2 separate regions of the Homo sapiens genome follow, and region 1 is linked to region 2. Evidence: chromatin loops called from intact Hi-C (ENCODE). Cell type or tissue: heart left ventricle. All regions are shown on one strand. Each heading gives the region's core, and the rest is flanking DNA. Links, peaks and the distances in the headings are about the cores only. Region 1 overlaps NTRK2 (neurotrophic receptor tyrosine kinase 2). Region 2 overlaps NTRK2 (neurotrophic receptor tyrosine kinase 2).

The links. Peaks named below come from ENCODE experiments on the same cell type or tissue, not always from the same donor. Only the 100,000 strongest peaks of a DNase experiment are listed, where the experiment ranks them.
Region 1: a loop joins it to region 2, with 2.7 times the contacts of the local background. A loop is called at or near these places in 2 of 110 quality-filtered maps.

What each region holds. Positions count from the first base shown.
Region 1 is chr9:84,848,292-84,857,858 of GRCh38, forward strand. All of the region lies in intron 12 of NTRK2 (neurotrophic receptor tyrosine kinase 2), which reads left to right. Among named protein-coding and RNA genes, the nearest start is that of NTRK2, 180 kb to the left of the region's middle. RefSeq lists enhancers at 3,492-4,038, 3,515-4,714. In heart left ventricle, for the core only: no CTCF peak of the experiment used is centred there; no DNase peak of the experiment used is centred there; H3K27ac peaks cover 1,054 bases.
Region 2 is chr9:84,798,157-84,807,723 of GRCh38, forward strand. All of the region lies in intron 12 of NTRK2 (neurotrophic receptor tyrosine kinase 2), which reads left to right. Among named protein-coding and RNA genes, the nearest start is that of NTRK2, 130 kb to the left of the region's middle. In heart left ventricle, for the core only: no CTCF peak of the experiment used is centred there; no DNase peak of the experiment used is centred there; H3K4me3 peaks cover 647 bases; H3K27ac peaks cover 184 bases.

The DNA.
Region 1 (9,567 bases), core at 800-8,799, 50 kb after region 2:
CAAAAATGATAATCCGCAGCTGTGCATCTCTGATTAATCCTGGTTTAGGTGTGATTTTATCCACTAGGAGTCCAGTTGTAGTTGTTTCTATGGAGTCTGAGAATAAATGTACCCAGGTAGCTTCAAATGTACACTGTGAAGATCACCTAGTTATGTACCCAATCATGTTGTTTCTATTTACCAACTATGAATTTAGGGACCAAGAAGATTCCTGGAGACTGACATTTAGTTACGATTCTAGAACTATGAAAAAATTTGACAATCATCAGGCAAGAGACCTTTATGGAACTCATCTTTCAGTAGTGCCTTTAATGAAAACTTATGAGATCCACAAGAAAGCCGGAAGTCTGAGACTATAGAATCAGACCCTCTGACGTTTTGAATTATGGTGATGTGGCCCAGCTTAATCACTCATGTATTCCAACATACCCGGCGCCAAATGATCTTTGAGCACGAAAAAAATCAAATTTTCTCTCCAATAATAAAGATTTGCATAATTGGTAAACTCTAGTACATTAATTCAAAGATAATTCCCCAAGGGGAGCTTTGAAAATATGGCAAAAATATGAGACATCATCTTTGGAATAAAGGTGTGGCCTTCTAAGGAGATGGCTTGTCAATATGAGTTAGAGTGACTTTTTATAAACTTCTTGCTTCCCTTTGTTGTAAACATTTATATATTACATATTGACATACACACCTACATATGCTTTAGAGACTACATATGTACTTTCTTAGGCATACATATTGGAGTCTTTTTATAAGATAAAAGGCCTATATTTTTATAGATGAGGCTGCTTTGCAATAAGATTCACTTGGAACTTCACTATTACAGAAAAAGATAACCCTTAAAACAGAAAAGATGATTTCTCCTCCTGCTGCACATACAACACAGTTTGGCAGGGGGGACTCTATTCATTTCAGTCTCTCAGGAACCCAGAACCTCATGATGCTGCCTTCTAAACACCAGGCTTCATAGTTCACTGTGGCAGGATGAAGAGGAAGCGAAAAACCCAGGACTGACTATTCAATTTTCTGCCTAGAAGTGCTGGGTCATTTCTGCTTACTTTTTCATTGGCAAAAGCAAGCACCATGGATCGGTGGGTGGGGGAGTCCAATTATCTTCTGGGCAAGGAAGGAGAGGCAAGAAGAGCAACATCTAACGTAATCATGGATCCGTGCTATACCAAATTTGGTTCTCAATTGAAGAATGCAATGGTGAAAAGTTGCAATCCATCCAAGATTTATTCATTTATTCATTCAGCTCTTTAGTATCTACAATGAACCAGGCACTGTACTCAATGCTAGAAATACAGTGGGGAGACAAGACAGAAATATGTATTGCTTTTAAAGAACTTACAGTTTAGGAGGAGGTTACAAGTAAGTAGATAGCTAAAAATTCAGAGTGGGATGGAACTATGACAGAGAAAGAACAGGGTGCCTTGGAAATACAGAGAATGGGAGACACGACTAATGAATGTTCCTACGGTTGTCTATCTCTGAGCTTTACAATTCAGTCTCTACTATTTTGTGGGCATTTTATGTCCTATTTATAAAACCTTTCAATTAGAAATTGAGACATCTATTGAGTACCTACCATGTGGGAAGTGCCCTGCTTGATGCTGTTGTATCTTATGAAGCTTGCGGAAGAGAGTACGGAGTTGAATAAGACACTTTTCTTTTTCCCACACAGAGTGCTTAAAATCTAATAGGAGAAATAAGATTACATAAATAATGAATGCAGTGCAGAATGTGGTGTTTATCATAAGAGACAAAAAGCCCAAATGTCAATGGAGGTATTTCTGATTTGGGGAATAAATAAATGCTTCATGATAAGAGTAACTTTTAATGTGAATTTTGTTGAATAAATGAGTTTAATGGTCAAAGACAAAGCATGGGGGTTACATGTCTGGTGGGGAAAAAAAAAACAAAAAAACAAAAACAAAACATCAAACGCAAAGACACCAAATCTGAAAGCTGCCTATAGGCAGAGAATGTGATTATTTTATTCTACTCTCATTACATCCCCAGCATTTATCACACTGTCTTGCATCCATCAGGTGATCAATGAATAGTTTTCGAATGAATTAATAGGAAAATTTGAGGCATCTTTATTAAAGGTATGCAAACTAATAGTTTAACTGGAATCTTAAGGTGAAATTAAGGTGATAAAGCTGGAGCCAGGTCATGGGGCCAGGTAAAGATTTTGAATGTTATTGAAGAGTTTGGACCTTATTATTCCCTTACCCCTATATTTACATAAACCATTATGTTCACCAAAGCTCACATGACCTCAAGACGGTCCAATCAGGTGGTCAGGACAGTAATTATTGCCCCACCCAATAGAGAGGAACTCAGAGACAGACTAAGTAATTATGGAGGTTATGTCAGGAAATAACGAATCTAAGACTCAACACCCAAGGTAGTGCAAACTCTGTTTCTGTTCCTTTGTACTGCATTACCCCTCTGTTCTGAGGCAGAAACGCCCTTTTGGTGTTGGGAGCAGTAGAAAGAAATGACGCTGTCAGAGCTGTTTCTAAGATAAACTGGGAGAGAAAGGGGCTGGCAGCCAGGTCACTAGGGAGGAGAACATTAAAATAATGTGGGAGAAGACCAAACTGCTGTAGTGACCATGAGCATAGGCAGGCTAGGATTTCTTTTTAGCAGGGATAAAAGGTTTTAGCATAAATTCTACCCTTGTTGGTCAATACCTAGGTCAGGGTTTCGCAATCTCAGTACTGTTGACATTTGGGGCCTTGAATTCATTGTTGTGGAGACTGTCCTATGCATTGTCCCTGACCTCTGCCTGTTAGATGCTCCTAGCACACACTCTCCACCCACCCCACCATTGTGACAGCCCCAAAATATCCCCCTGGCCAAATTTCCCCTGGGAGGCAAAAATCGCCCCCGTTTGAGAACCACTGACCTAGGCAATCAATTTTGATTAGTTTCCAGAAAATCAGTGGACCCTAAAGAGCACATTGGGCATTTAGTGGGAAAACATCAAGGAAAGAAATGCAGTCTCATCTGATGGGTTTAGTTTCCTTCCACTGACAGTGTGCATGATGGCCCATAGTTAATTCGTTTGACCAGCATTGCATTTTAAATAATGGGTTTTCATTTTGTCCTATTTATGGTCATTTTATCCAATTATTTTTATTCAGCACCCAGCTTTATAAGTGTGTATAATCCTGTTATGTTCTATTCCATTATGGGAACTTCCTAACAGAAGAGTACACAGTAATACAATTAAATAAACATTTTGGCTATTGTGTTGGCCTCACACATTTCCTGACTTTGGCTGGATTCGAATGTGGTTATGGGATGGGAAGGGAGACAATGGGTCACTAAAAAGAAAGACAAAGGTGCTGAAAGGTGACATGAAACAGGTCACCATGGTTCCCAGATTGGTGGGAAGAATTCAGGTACCACTTAAAATGGAAAATATCCTGTAATGAGAATGGAGCTAAAAACCTTACCATTTTCTTCCTCCCTTCAAAATTCCATAATACAATGGCAAAAAGTTTCCTGTGCGGTGCTTTGCATGAGCTACAACAAATGTTGGTCTAGAAGGACTAAAAAAAGAATTTGCATGTTTTATATATGTGAATATAAATAATGTAAGTATAAATATGAATATAACTATAAATACGTAGCAGAAATTGCAAAGGCGTTTCTAAACACATTTAATGTGGTAACAAAGCTTATGCAAGAAAGAATGGAGAGCACGGCCTTCCTTCACGCTGGGCTCACTTGGTGACTGGGCATAATGGACAGGTCTGGGCAAGTCAGCCAAGACGTGAGTCATTGTTTAGGTTTTCCTTGGAAACAAAAGCTCCTGGGAATTTGACATCAAGTGTTTGCCAGACTCTGCGGACTTGTTAGTCTCCTGCAGGGCCACTAACATCGCTTCTAAGATGATTCCCTGAGAATCAGCCAGCTTCCTCCGCAAAGACTTGCCCTGAGTGCTAACCAGCATGGCTTTGCAGAGAGAAGGGAATTTGGGACATGTCTCAGGGAGTCATTCATCCAACATTAAGACAGTGTTAACAGGGAAATTGTGTGTGTGTGCAACCAGACATCACCTGCCTTCCCTGCAGGGAGCTTCGACAGCTGAGAAAATGTTTATAAAGCATTTTGAGCTCTCACTGGGGTGGTACTGTAGAAAGGCAAATCTTTGATATGACTTTCTCACGTCTGTCAACTCTTATTATTAAGCAGAGGTTGCCCCTGCCTTTCTCAAAGTTCCAATCATGGAAACTAATTATTAGGAGTTGCAGGTTCCATTTTTCACCTACCCAGTGAAGATTGTGACCACCTCTGTTAAAGAAAAAATCTTTCTGGAATCTACAAGAGATGTAAAAAACTCAGTGTTGTATGTAGTTTAATTGGGAATGAATAAAATGTAGACTCACTAAACTGCTTTTGAAATAGTCCACATGTACAAAACAAAAGAGAGAAATAGTTGGCAAGTTTCTTCTCAAAACTAAATGTTTGAAATATGTGATCAAGACAGCTTGCTATGTTCCAGGCAAGTCTAATTTCATCTATTCCCACTTGAGGCTTCTGAACTTTATGGGATGTAAGGCTTTTATTTTTAAAATGCTGCAACAGAAGCTGATTAATTTTCAAATTAAAGCAATATCTGACCTCTAGTAAGTTTCCTGGCATATAGCAAGCATTCAATAAATACTGTTTTTTTTTTTTAATTGCTTTTGCAGAGCACTGGCCTTTTCTCTTAAGATGAGGATATAGTGGCCCCAAAGCCTCTGAGTATTATTTAGCAGGAGAAAATCTAGGCCGGTTGACTGAGTGCTTTTCCTTATATTGCACATGATCTCACATTCCCAAAATACCCAGGCTCAGGAAAGCTATATAAGGCCATGTGTCAATCTTCTCAGTCATATATGCCTAATGTTTAGTCCTATAGACTTTGAGAACTTGAATAGGCCTCAGATGCCATTTCTCAAATTTTCTTTTATGGAGTAGGAAACAGAGTCCATGAAGGGGGAAGTGGCTCACTCAAGGTCATGCCGTTCACTTCTGGCAGTGTCTAGAGAGGGCCCACATCTTCTGACATTCTAGTCCAGCTCTTTATTCCACACTACTGCCTGGAGTGCTGGATTCTAAGAATTGCTCAGCTTTAAATACTGTCTTCAGTCATGTTCCATTGGAGAGCCACAAATCAGGAGAGTAGCAAATATATTTGCAAAATACATAATGGTTTTTATGTTGTATGTATAATTTGCATATTGGCATTTTCATTACATTTGCTATATTTAATATTGTTACGCTTTTTCAAAATTGTTGTTCTCATCCATTCCACAAGTGTTTATTGAGTGTTTATGCAAAGCATTGGAGATAGTGGTAAATTACACAGACAAGATCCCTGTAGCAAATGCTGTTGGCGTCACCCCCTGCCCGTGTCCTCTCAGCTCTCACCACCCCAGCACTTGACTGCAGAGTCTTGCTGCAACCACTCATGACTCTGCATAAGGACCTTCTCTGGTCTGGGGGTGGTGGCTCATGCCTATAATTCCAGCACTTTGGGAGGCCAAGGTGGGTGGATCATGAGGTCAGGAGATCAAGACCATCCTGGCTAACACGGTAAAACCTCGTCTCTACTAAAAATACAAAAATTAGCCAGGTGTGGTGGCACATGCCTGTAGTCCTAGCTACTGGGGAGGCTGAGGCAGGAGAATTGCTGGAGGCAGAGGTTGCAGTGAGCTGAGATCGCACCACTGCACTCCAGCCTGGGCAACAGAGTGAGACTCTGTCTCAAAAAAAAAAAAAGAAAAGAAAAGAAAAAAGAAAAAAAAAAGAAACAAACAAAAAAAGGAGCTTCTCTTAGCTGGAAGCCTTCAGTCAATGACAGGTGGGAGTTGGAGGGTAAATGACCCAGCTTCCTCAGCTTTGGGATGGGATAACTCTAAGGTTCATTCTACTCCATCACTCCAAGTTCCCCAGGCATTTGAACTCCAGTTGTCCACAGTGTAACCCACTGGATAATGTATCCATTACAGACTTCCTACCTCTTTTTGTTTCACTTCTTGACTACTCCTTTTGTGCTTCCTGGGATCTCTTCTTAGTAAACTACTTTTGCTTGAATCCTTAGTCAGGGTCTGTTTCTAGGGGAGCTGGTCTAAGTCGCTGGCTTCTTGAGGCTCAAATTCTAGAAAAGGATGCAGATAATAAACAACAAATCAATAAAAAAGGTCACATATGGGTACCTATTGAAAAGAATGAGATGATAGAGAGTGGAAAGGGGTTCAGAGAAATTCTGATTGAAGTGTGAAGTTGGGGTCCCTCTGATAGTGTGATATTTGACCTGAAACCTGAAAAACAAGAAGTAGTTATAAAAAAAGAGCCTGAGGGCCGGGCGCGGTGGCTCACGACTGTAATCCCAGCACTTTAAGAGGCCGAGGCTGGCGGATCACTTGAGGTCAGGAGTTCAAGACCAGCCTGGCCAACATGGTGAAACCCCATCTCTACTAAAAATACAAAAATTAGCCGGGCATGATGGCATGTGCCTGTAATCCCAGCTACTCTAGAGGCTGAGGCAGGAGAATTGCTTAAACCCAGGAGGCAGAAATTACAGTGGGCTGAGATTGCACCACTGCACTCCAGCCTGGCCAACAGAGCGAGACTCCGTCTCAAAAAAAAAAAAAAAAAAAAAAAAAAAAGCTTGAGAAGAAGATTCTGGGAAGAGGCATGAAAAAATGCAAAGTGAGCAGGAATAGGAAAGAGAACACTGGGCTGTTTCATGGGGAATGAGGCAGGGAGGGGGAAGACCGAGTAGGTTGGCCTTGTCATGAGAGACTCTGTAGTAAGGATCAGAAGTTTATACTAAATGCAAGGAGAAACCGTTGGAGGATGTTAAGCAGGTGAATGCAATAATCTGATTTATACTTGAAAATGGTTACTCTGGCAGCTCATGGGAAACAGATTGGGGGAGGAAAGAATGAAGCAGTGAGCTAAGTTAGAAGGCTACTGAAGAAATCTAGGTGAGAGATGATGGATGCTTTTCAGTTTCCAGACTCAACTGTTGATAGAGAACAGAAGTAAATAGAATACAAACACAGAGGACATACATGTTTATGTCTTCGTCTCTGTGGGTATTTATATGTATTGAAGTGGTTCTTAGCATTTGGGGGTGAGAACTCTTTGAAAATCTGATGAAATCTGTGGATCTCCTCTCCAGGAAAATGCAAATGTGCACCGACACACAATTTTAAATTTGTGCTGACAGGTTGGGAAGTCATGGAGTCAGTTAATAAAACCTCAAGCATATTTTTTTTTTTTTTTTTGTCTACATCTGTTAGTAGGGATAGGCTCTCTATAATGGTAAGTAAGTGCCAAAGTGGATCACAGTTCAAACACATATTTTTGTTTATGGATAAGAATTGAAGGAAAGATAGCTCAGCATCATTGGCCCTCTGGTAGAAAGACTCTGAGATGCATTCTACTCTGTCTACGCCCACATAACAATACCAAGAGAATTCGTTGTTCCTTGAAATTGCCCTGTGCTATCTTCAAGCCATAACTTCCAAGCTTGCCCTAGGTGTTATCTTAATTCTGGCCAGGTAGAAGGGAGTACACAGAGGAAGTCTTAATAGGCAAGGCCTGGAAGTGGGACCCATTGCTCTGCTCCCCTTCATTGACTAGAATTTAGCCATCTGGCCACAACTAACCACAAGGGAAGCTGGGAAATATCGTGTAGCTATTAGCCCAGCAGGGTGGGGAAAAAGGGAAATACGAATTTCAGAGAACAGTTAGGAGGTTCAGCCAAATACACACATTTTTCTTTATATTTGTCACATAGGAGTTGCTCAGTGTTACATTTTTAGAGACCAGTGGAAATACCTCACATTGTAAGTTTGATGAAGGACAAGGGATGGAGCCAAGTGAAAGTTGGTCAGGAGGATACAATACCCTTTGTGTCATGATTTCCAGAACCAGTTTAACTCAAAGCAAGCTCTCTTCCTACACTGTGGAGATGGGGCTTTCTTTTATTAAGGATATGTCCTTAAGTAAAAGATTAAGATCAAATTGAAGTGGAAACTTGGCCCCAAACTACACTGTTCTGTGCCCGGAGGGACTGGAATTAATTTGAAGCAAACTATTACTCACCCCGATTATGTGCCAGTAGGAAAGGGAGATGATGATACTGTCAACAAGGCGAACTTTTGCATTCATTTTTTCTCACTCCAATGAGCAGTCATTCTAGATCTCAGATGTGACAGTTCATTGGCTACTCAGGCAAGCACTTGGCCTGTCTACTCTGGACTCAACTCTGGTCCATTCTCTCCCTGAAGCAAAGCAGCCCGGGGACTCCTCTTTCAAATGTCCTTTAGGGAGTGGGTGTGGGCCTAAGAAGTTGGAGGTGAAGTCCATTTTTATTAGTAAATCATATTTTACCGTTTGATTCCATATTCCATGACAATGGTAAAGTCATTTTTCTTGGGGATGGAGGGTGGTGAGTCTTACCTTAAAACATAAAGAAATTACATTTGAGAACATGGCAAATTTTAATTTCTTCAGCGTTAAAAGAGAGGAAAGCTGATTTTCTCTTAACATAGTAAAATGATTTTTCTGAAACTTAAAAATATCCAGAAGCTGTTCTCTCTTGAGATCAGAACCTTTCTAAGCCTCATATTTAATGTTTGCTCAATTCAGTACCTACAGGGAAGGTCAGGTTTCTTCCACGTTGCCTGTTCCCAGCTCCTTCCTCTGATTCTCTCATTTACATCATAAATCTTCCTTTTCAACCCCCTATGTTTTAGCTCTTTCCTTTAAGAGAAATTTGAAAAAGTGTTTTTTTTTTGCCATTTATTTTATTTAATTTGAATTCCATCTTAGAGTTGTTAATGTGTTTACATGCTATTTTTTCCTACATTCCTTCTCTCCGGTCAGGGAAAATGTTGAGCTTTCTTCAACATGAGATGGATTTAATTGGTTAATTTCATAATTTAGAGTCTTTCTTGGTCTACATTCCAAAAGGAGGGGATTCTTTAAGCTCAGTACAGCTACATTTACTTTTGAAGGAGCCCTTTATTTTGCAGTGAATAAAGTGTCTCTTATTAAACAGAAAATAAAAGAAGGTTTGGCAGGACTCTACTCCCCATGGATGAAACATCACAGGAAATTGAGAAATTGTTTCTTTTTGGCCTTGTGGGAAAATTTTGCTTGTGAAATTTAGTGTTAAAGTTTTAAGACGACTGCTTAAATCCATCAAGAAAGAGCTGTTGAATGAATAACAGCTTCTAGGGAAGAGGTGCCAACCTGACCTTTCTATATCTGGTCTTTTAAGTGTTTGAGGAAGTGTGCGGTATGATCAAGAAGATTGTATTCTCTCCTACATAATGACTGAGTTAATTTTAAACAGAACTTAGACATAGTTCATCAATTTAAGAATAATTTTGTCAAAAGTTGGCCTCAGCTGGGTGCTCCTTCATTTGTGCCTATAAGACAGGGCATTGTACAGGCCCAAATGAGAAACGAATCCTAGGTAGAGAGTCCAGTTTCCATTCTCAGATTGATCTATGGGCTCTAGAATTTTGATACGAA
Region 2 (9,567 bases), core at 707-8,706:
CACCTTCTCATTGTGTCTTCATCTGGTGGAAGGAGCGCATGAGCTCCCTTGGGCCTCTTTTGTGAGGACATTAATTTCATTCATGAGGGCTCCACCCTCATGACCTAGTTATTATACCTCCCAAATGCCCCACCTGTTAATATCATCACACTGGGAATTAGGTTTCAGCATATGAATTTTAGGAGGACACACACATTCAGACCATAGGAGGGGTATTAATTTTCATATCAAAACAATGGGTTCTGTTTCTGTCTTCAGCTTTAGCCTGTCATGAAAGATGGTCTCACCATATTGTATTTCATTCTAGCACTGAGTCTGCTGCTGACACAATGACAGGGGCCCTGAGTCTGCCCTTGGCTGGCCCTGTGCCCTGGAGCAAGTTACTTAACCTCTCAGAAACTTACCTTCCTTATGTCCTAAGTGAAAGGGTGATATTGACTGAAGAAAATGGGCTATAGGGTCTCCAAATTTCCTTTCTTCACAAAAGTTCCCGGATACAGTGATAAGACAGCCTATTTCTTATCTGACACAGATGATTATTTTTATTTACAATCTCAACCTGAATTGTCTTTTCCGTTTGGTGCGTATGTTGACCAGTGTGTCCTAACAAAGTAGATCTGTTTCATTCATTTGCAACTCTTTGTGAACATAAAGCATTTGCCACTTCAAGGACAAAAGCTGAGACCTAGGTCTGCAGATAATGGAAACAGCTGATATTTACTGAACACCTGCTATATGCCAGACACTTCTAAGTGCTATATATATATATATATATATATATATATGCTTATTTAATCTGCACATCAGCCCCAAATTAACTATTATCATTAGCTCCATTTTATAGGCAAGAAAACTGAGGCAACTTGCCCAAGGTCACACAGTCATTTGGGTATTCCACCTTCAGGGCCCATTCTTTCAACCACTCTTCTTTCTGCCTCTCAGTGGGTCAGGCTTTAGCACAGTGGCTGTTCTCCATCTTCACATCAATCAAGGGGAAAAACAGGTATGAGAGATGCAGGTTGGCATTCCTAGAAATTATGACACTTGAAAATTAGAACAAGACTTTCATTCACCAAAGATCTACTCTGTGCCTTCAAGATCATGCTTCAAGGCTCCTTTTCTCAGCCTGCTGTTCTCCTAAGTCAGATAAAAAAAAAATTAGGATGATAGTGGCAATGCAGGTTGGAAACTGGGTCATTTTTCTGAAATCATCTTTCTTTGCCAATGCCATTTTTGAATTCTTTCTGAGAATTAAAAAACAAACAAGCAAACAACCGATGTGGAACAATCTGTGGCAGATGGTTATTTCAGCTCTAGGTGAGTTTTTGTCATTATATTCTGGGAAGTGGAAATTATTACTTTAGATAATCATCTGTTATTTTAGTGAACTGCCAGCTAGGAACTATTGTAGCTATACGGGTTTAGGATGGGGATTTTTTTTTTTTCCTAGAGATTAGGACATAAATTATTTTCATTTGAATTCTGTGGAATTTTTGATGTTCAGCATGGGAGGGCATTTTCACTATAGTTCCTTGCTATGAGAATGATCTCTGGCATAGAAGAATTGGTATTCCGTGCCATTCTACTGAATATAAACAAGAAATCTAACAGTTCAGTTGGGGGTGGGAGAGGTGAGATGAAATTAGGCTTAAAGAACAAGTTAGCCCACTTTTCAAGGTTTAGCTTCCCCTGGAAAATACAGCAATAAACATCTAAACCATGATATTCATTACCAACGCAAGTCCCTAATTAATTTATTTTATGTTAATTAAGTTTATAATTATATAGTAAAACATTTACTTTCTCCCTCAAGAAATTGACTGAATCTTCTGAAGGGGCTTTGTGACTGTAATTTAGGTGCAATTAGCCAGTTAAATTTAGTTAGGGTTTGGTTCATTTAGCTGCTGCCGGAAGATGGAAACAGGCACTGTCTCAGAAGCAAGCCTGGATAGAGAGGATGTGTTCCTGGAGGCACTCCTCTCGCCTTTGGACAGCTAGTTCTGTTGTCTAGAACAACTGGAAGCCGAAGCTCTATCAAGATATAGTTTCTTTCTTTTTTTTTTTGAGATGGAGTCTCGCTCTGTCGCCCAGGCTGGAGTGCAATGGCATGATTTAGGCCCACTGCAACCTGTGCCTCCTGGGTTCAAGTGATTCTTCCGGCCTCAGTCTCCGGAGTAGCTGGGATTACAGGCACCTGCCATCACACCAGCTAATTTTGTATTTTTGTAGAGATGGGGTTTTACCATGTTGGCCAGGCTGGTCTTGAACTCCTGACCTCAGGTGATCTGCCTGCCTCGGCCTCCCAAAGTGCTGGGATTACAGATGTGGGCCACCGTGCCTGGCCAAGATGTAGTTTTATAATTACCACCTATGTGTATATTCCTCAGTCGAGGAATGCAGAGTCAATTCCACAATAAAGGATAGAGGCAAACCCCTTTTGCAAAACATTTCCTTGTGGTCCCAGAATTGGAACTAAAGCCATGGAACAGTTCTCAGACCCTTTCTACCATGGGTGTGAAATCACTGGCATTTGCCAGCATTCAGACACAGAGTGATATCAGCAGCCAGGACCCACCATTTGGCTGGAAGGACATCTTACCTCCCGAGAGGGGTCAAGAGGGCACGAGCCCACCCTGTAGGTCTCTCAAGCTGGGGTTCTGGGGCCTTCCTCCAGGAACCTAAAGACTTCTTTCAGTTTGGGCCACCCTTTTCCAGGAGGAAATTGGAATTTTGGGGCCACTCTTTCAGTTTGGGCCACCCTTTTCCATGGGGAATTGGAATTTTTGAGCAAAGTTCCTTTCCATGACTTTTTGCTTCATAACTCATGACAAAGAATGTGTTTTGGCCCATGATTTACAATGCAATTGATGTGATCATTTGCAGTGGCTGCTGAGCTACTGCAGGCAGGGTTGGTGTTCACTGCTCGTGCCTGCGAATGGAAAGCTGGAAGGCACTAAGGTACTCACATTAGTTCTGGTTATCAGAACCTGTTAGATTTTTTTTCATCTCTATTGTAAAGTTGGATAACTGAGGTTCAGAGAGGTCCCCTCACTTGGCCAGCATCACATAGCTCAGGAGGGAAAGGGATAGGATCCAAACGGGTGTTTCTGGTTGTAGACTGCTTCTTGCTGCCTAACCAGCGGCAGGTGGGTTTCTTTCAGGCATCACTGTAGAAATGAATCCTTTAGCACGAAATGCGTGGAATGACTGTACTTTTTAAAATTCAAATTCCAGTGGTACTAGTTAGTACAGACAGTCCCTGACTTAGGATGGTTCAACTTAGAATTTTTTAACTTTATGATCATGCAGTGGTGATGAGCATTCAGTAGAAAGTGGTTCGGTATTCTCCTGTGACGCTGAGCAGGGGCAGCAAGCCACATCTCTCAGTCAGCCACAGGATTCAGAGGGTAAACAACTGAGACCCTACAAGGTTTTGTGTTGCCGGGTGATTTTGCCCGGTTGTAGGCAAATATAAGTGTCTGAGCAGTTTTAAGGCAGGCCAGGCTATGCTATGATGTTTGGTAGGCTAGGTGTATTAAATACATTTTCAACGTACTATATTTTCAGCTCATGATGGGTTTATTAGGACATAATCCCATCATCAATTAAAGAGCTTCTGTTTAGTTCTGGGATCTTGGACAGTTAAATGATGGATGGTAAATGGCCATAATTGTGATGAATGAAAGGAAAATTAATATATAATCCAGTCATTCCTGCTATACCCATGTAATTACACTGTGTCTTTTCATCTATATGACATTTTAAATTTTTTACTGCTTTCGCAGAAGGAAATGCATTTGTCCATCACATGTTTTTCAAGGCCTCTTGTTCTTTAAGGAGATGATGATTCCTTTTTTAAGCTAAGAATTTGCATCAGGTTATGAAGTAGATCGCCTTTTCCTTTTAATCACTTTGACTTAGCCAACAACTTCCTGTAAGTTTTGGAAAACATCTCTTAAAATAATGTCAGATGTTTTGGGTACATTAAATTTTTATTTTAAAAAATCTAAAATGCATTTTTTTTCCAGTGTCTTAGGTCTGGTTGATTTTTAGCATGGTCACCATAATTTCTAACCAAGCTGTTATATTTGGAATGCCTTAGCTGGCCCTCCATACTTTAAAAAGAAAAATAAACTGCGAAATCTGGTGTGTGTATATAGAAATTTATGCCCTTTACAATCCAGGGTTTTCCTCATATATAAATTCCACTTGAACCAAAGAATTATGAAGGGACTTCCTGCGCTCCAACATGAAGGAGTCGAGGAGAAGAGAGAATCCTTCAGAAAGAGGTGTTGCTGTGTAAAACCACTGAGGTTGGCACACGCCCCGCTGCTGTAAGACATTGTTGAGCATTAGGAAAGACAGTGAGGTGGGATGACTTAGCAGCATGGGCTTATTCCAAAATGAGCTCTTTGAGCAAATAAAAATGTCCCTGACAGCAGAGGCTTCTAGAACTGTGGGTTAATTTAACTCAAGTGAGGGGTTCTGTTGGCTGCCTCAGTCGGAACATATATAAGGCTGTGACCCTGGGATTGGCTTTGCACTTTTCAAGTTTCCTATTGAGAATCTGCTTTCAGATAGAGTAAGCTCTCTGTTTTAATGGGGCTTTTTGAAATGGGTCACCTGCTAAGCTTAAGGAGTGTGCATAGTGATCTGCCGTTGACAGTATCCTGAGGGTGCCACCAGATGTGGAAAAGCTTTAGGAGCGTGGATTCTGTGCTCGTGACGTGAATGAGTGGGTTCTCTTGAAGACTGATGAACAATTCAGGGATCTGCCCTTATAAACCTTGCTGGGATAAGACACGATCACTGGGGTTTAAGTTGGGTATGCCTCCCAGGATCTGATCTATGACTTTCAATTTCTCTTACAGAGAAATGTCAATTAATGCCCCAGGTGGACTGACAAAGGGCAGGATGATCACCATTTCAACCTAAGCTTCCCCAGATACCAACAGAGTGCCAAATGAGTCTGTGCCCACCCTGCTGTGGAGGAGAGGCACATTTTAATTCTCACTGTAGCTAGGTAATGTCTGAGATGATGGAAGTTCTACTAATGGTTGCTCCTGGGAACAGGCACTAGAGAAAAAGGGGATGTCTGGGTAAAGAACCTTCTTTCTTCCTCATAATCCTCCTCTGTTTTCAAGTTTGGGCACATCCATTTCTTTGGTAAAAAGCTGAAGCCAGAGAAGTGTCTTTGAAGCCTGGAAGCTCCCTGCTCTGTGGCCACCCTCCCCATCAGGGGTCACACATCTGCCTGCAGCAGCGTCAGAAGCAGATATGCGGCCCTACCTTGGTCTGGGAGCAGGAGCTGGAGCAGTGGGCTGTTAATGTCCTCACTTGTGGGGGTGGGCAGTGAGGAGGAGGCAATAAGGCAGCAGCACATGGGGAGAGGGATACCCTCCGTGGGTCTGGGGATGACCACTTGAACTAGGTTCCTTGAAAAGCCACAGTTCAGTCCTCTGAATGAGGACTTCAGCAGTTTCACCTTGTGGGCTCCAGATCATAGGATGTTGGCCTACCTTCCAAGAAGTCCCTGGCCAAACGGAACCCAGGCCTTGCATTTTATCCCACTCTCAGGCAGAGTTGGGTAATTCATGTTTTTTGTAGTCAGTTCATGGGGATTATTAGCCCCACATATGTATGTTTCGCATTCCGGAATACTTGCTGCTTAGCTGAGGTTTCATTATCTTTTGCTCTTAGCTAATTTAAATGGAGATGGGATTTATCAGGTACCTGTATTCAAGTGAGGGTAATTTGTTTGACCCTCTTCTAGCTTAATTGGTACTGCTGGTGGATTTGACTTTTGGGACTTGCAGCAATAGGCAGAGACATCGGCCACACATAAGCCCCCCTGATTGTTGCTATCTTAACACGAATCCTAAATGTTAAAGAGCTCCAAACTCTATTTCTGAAGTATTGCTTGGGATGCCTGATGAAAAAGTGTTGCTTCATGACAAATTTTATTTTCACCTACACTCTTTCTTCTAGGGTCAGCTTAAACTTGGACCTGGATTTATCTTCCTGTTTTGGAGGCTTATTATCTCTATTTTTACTCTTCAATAATTGTGTTCAGTCTCTGAACATGCTTGAGGGGTCTGAGGCGCATCAATACCAACCACTTTAAAAAAAAATTTCTCCTCCTCCTCTTCCTCTTTCTATCTCTTGATTTTCATCTCCCCCACAATCATTATCGTCATCCTCACACAGGCACTGGCTGACCTATGTGTACTTCTTTTATGTGTTTTGTTGTACATTATTTACTTTGTACAAATTGATTCCCAGATCCACTTTGGTCAATGGCCTACAGTTTCAGCCAAAATTGGGCAGAGCCAAGCAACTCACATTGTGTATATCTGAGGTTCTTGCAGATTTTATATAGTTATAGGTTGAATTGGGTAATGGATTTATATCATTAACCTCTTGTTTGGACTCTGTAAGTTTCAGCACTCTGGCTTCATATACTATAAAGAACTGGCTAGAGTATTTTGACGAAAATAAATTGAGGCACAAGATCTATGGTGGCAGCAGCAACTGCATACTCTTCTGTGATGACATATATTGCTTATCTGTACTGACTATTTGAATCACTGATAAGCCCCTCTAGACTTAGAATTGTGGAATGACATCTTTAAGAAAATGTCATTTCACTCTACAGATATCGACCCTATAGATTTTTCAATATATGTTTATTGAAGCAAGACAGAAAGGCTAGACACACCCCAGGAGAACAATAGATTAATTTGGGTGTCTCCATGTGGTAGTAGTAAAGCCTTTTGAGCATCTGAGTACCTCTCAAACCACAAATTCTTCTTTCTTTTTCTCTACTCCACTTAAAGCAATTTTAGGTGATTCTGTGGATGGGGCAATGGTATCAGTCTTTGGATGCATTCCCCATCCTCTGTGAAGTCTCTGAAATGGTAGTTGTTGAGTCCTCGGACACTTGTCATCAGAGCCTGCTGATTAGAGCACATTCCCCTTAGAATTGTTGAGTTTTAACTGTGCAATAACTTTGGCTTTCCTTACAAATTCCAGCTTTGCCAAGTGTGCTTTCTACTTTCATTTTCAGCTCATAATGAAACTTCATTTTGCAACATCAGACCAGAGCTTTTCCTTTAAAAGCCTTCCTGACCATCTCAGTAATTTTAGTTTTTCACCTCCAGCTAATAAATGGACCACGTTTTTTTCCCTTTGTCCCGCATACACTACTGTAATTTTGATCAAAGTGAGAATTAGAATAAACCAAGTCTAGCACCTTTTCCCCAGTAGATTAAAATGCTCCAGGAAGTACTCACTGTGTGTCCACGTGTCTAACTCTGCAGCCTTCACTATACTTCTGAGAAAAATGTGATTTCGTACTGGAAGCTTTGGAATGCCTGGACTCACCCAGTTGCCAATGAGAAGCAGTAGATCCTGCATTGTGTTGCATCCTTCATTCTCCTTCAATTCAGTTGGGTTGTTGAGTACACTGAAGTTTGCTATGGTTTGAATGTTTGTCCCCTCTGAAACTCATGTTGAAACTTAACCCCCAATGTGGCAGTATAGAGAGTTGAGGCCTTTAAGAAATAATTGGGTCATGAGGCCTCTGCCCTCATGAATAGATGGGTTCATTCATGGCTCAGTGGATTAATGGATTGTCACAGGAGTGGGACTGGTGGCTTTATACAAAGAGTAAGAGACAGCTGTACTAGCACACTCAGCCTCCTGGGCATGTCATGCCCTGTACTGCCTTTGAACTCTGCAAAGATTTCCCACCAGCAAGAAGGCCCTCACAAGATACAGCCCCTTGACCTTGGACTTGTCAGCCTCCATAACTGTAAGAAATAAATTCCTTTTCTTTATAAATTACCCAGTTTCAGATATTCTGTTATAAGCAACAGAAAACAGACTAAGACAAATAAAACTCAACATTTAGACCTTACTATTGTGAAACCAAAAATGCCTTCAGCTCTTGGTATTTGTGTGAGGCCATGTTGAGCATAGAAAATGTATAGATGTGCTCCCTCTGTCCTCCTGTGGGATGAAGTCTGAGATGGAGGGAAATCAAAATAAAATAAACACAAGTTTTAAAAGGTACAAAAGAAGGTCCATGAGTGGAAGTGAATGCTTCAGAAGTTTAGAGGAGGGTGAAGTAGGTACTTGCAGGAGAAGGCTTTTGCACTGGATCTTGAAGAATAGTCTGAGCGTCTCAAAGGAGAGCTCATTTGGTGGGAGGAGATCCAGGAGAAGGGATAATATGTGGACAAAGTAAATCCTTGGGAAGCAAAAGGGGTGTTTTAGGGATGTTTAAGCAACTTCTGGATTGAGCACAGAGAAGAAAGGACCAGGACCAAGACCAGGACCTAAATTTATATATGGGGAGATTTCTGCTACAGGTGCAGATGATACCTTTGCCAAAGAGGGACTGACAATTCCGAGGCTCTGAGTTTAGATTTCAGCTCTCTCATTCATTCTTGGGTGACCTTGGACAATTCATATTCACCATGTGAGTTGAGCCAGTTATCTATAAAATAGAAAAAGCGACAACAGCAAGGGATAGTTGGTGCAGCAACCAACAGATATAAAGTGCTCCACAAATATCAAATTAAGACAATAGGTGTTTAAGCCCAGATGCTGAACAAAGCACAACTGTACCTTGCTCACATCTCACTTTGTGATGGAAAGTTTTTGAACCCACTGTATTCTAGACACACGATGTTATGAGAACATAGGAGTTTATTATTTCATTTTACCTAGTAAACATTTTCCAGAAGACTTAAAAGGCATTTGTTTTGCTTTCCAATGAAGGTGAGCTGCTACCTTGGTGCCCCATCCACCAGATCATCTCCAATGGCACCATGCCACGCAGATGCTCAAGTTGGCAGTTTTCTGCTTGAACTCTCCCAATGACAAATGTGATAAGATTTGCTTTTTTAGATAGCAGCTGCATCTTTCTTCCGTTCCCTTCACTTCCTTTGGGCTCAGCAGTTTTCCTTTTTGCTCCAGATAAATTGCTGTTAATTTAAATGTACTGCAGATCCTTGCCATTTTATGGCTGATTGCTTCTGAGTAATAGGAGGAAAATGTGTGCATGCTTGAATGTAAATAAATTTAAATGGGTTGTGAGCCAATGATAAAAAAGCAGAGCACTTCGCTGACCTTCAACTCCCTTCCCTTCCCAGTCTTTCCCTTTGAAAAGGTCAATGAGTAGATCCTAAATCAGCAAATAGCAGAGGTTGAGTTTCAGGCCACATCCAGTTTCTTCCTTCTCTGTTTTCAACTTTACATCCCATTTCTCAGATAGCACCTGCTTTATCCTTGTTCCTATATAGCTCAGCTAGTGCGTGCAATGGTGGCAAAGTTTCTCTAAAGTTGTTTTTGATAAAGGAGCTGGTCTCACGGTAACTACCATGCACCATCGGAATGCTACAAATGCTTCAGAATGTCACATTGTCAAAATATCTATATTTCAGGCTCATAAGCTAGACAGCTCGTTTGGCTGCTAAACCCACAAGATGTTCAGCCATTTGTTGTGGTCTAAAAACTTTCCCCCTCACAAGGAGAAAATAATCTTCTATTGTTTTGTATCAT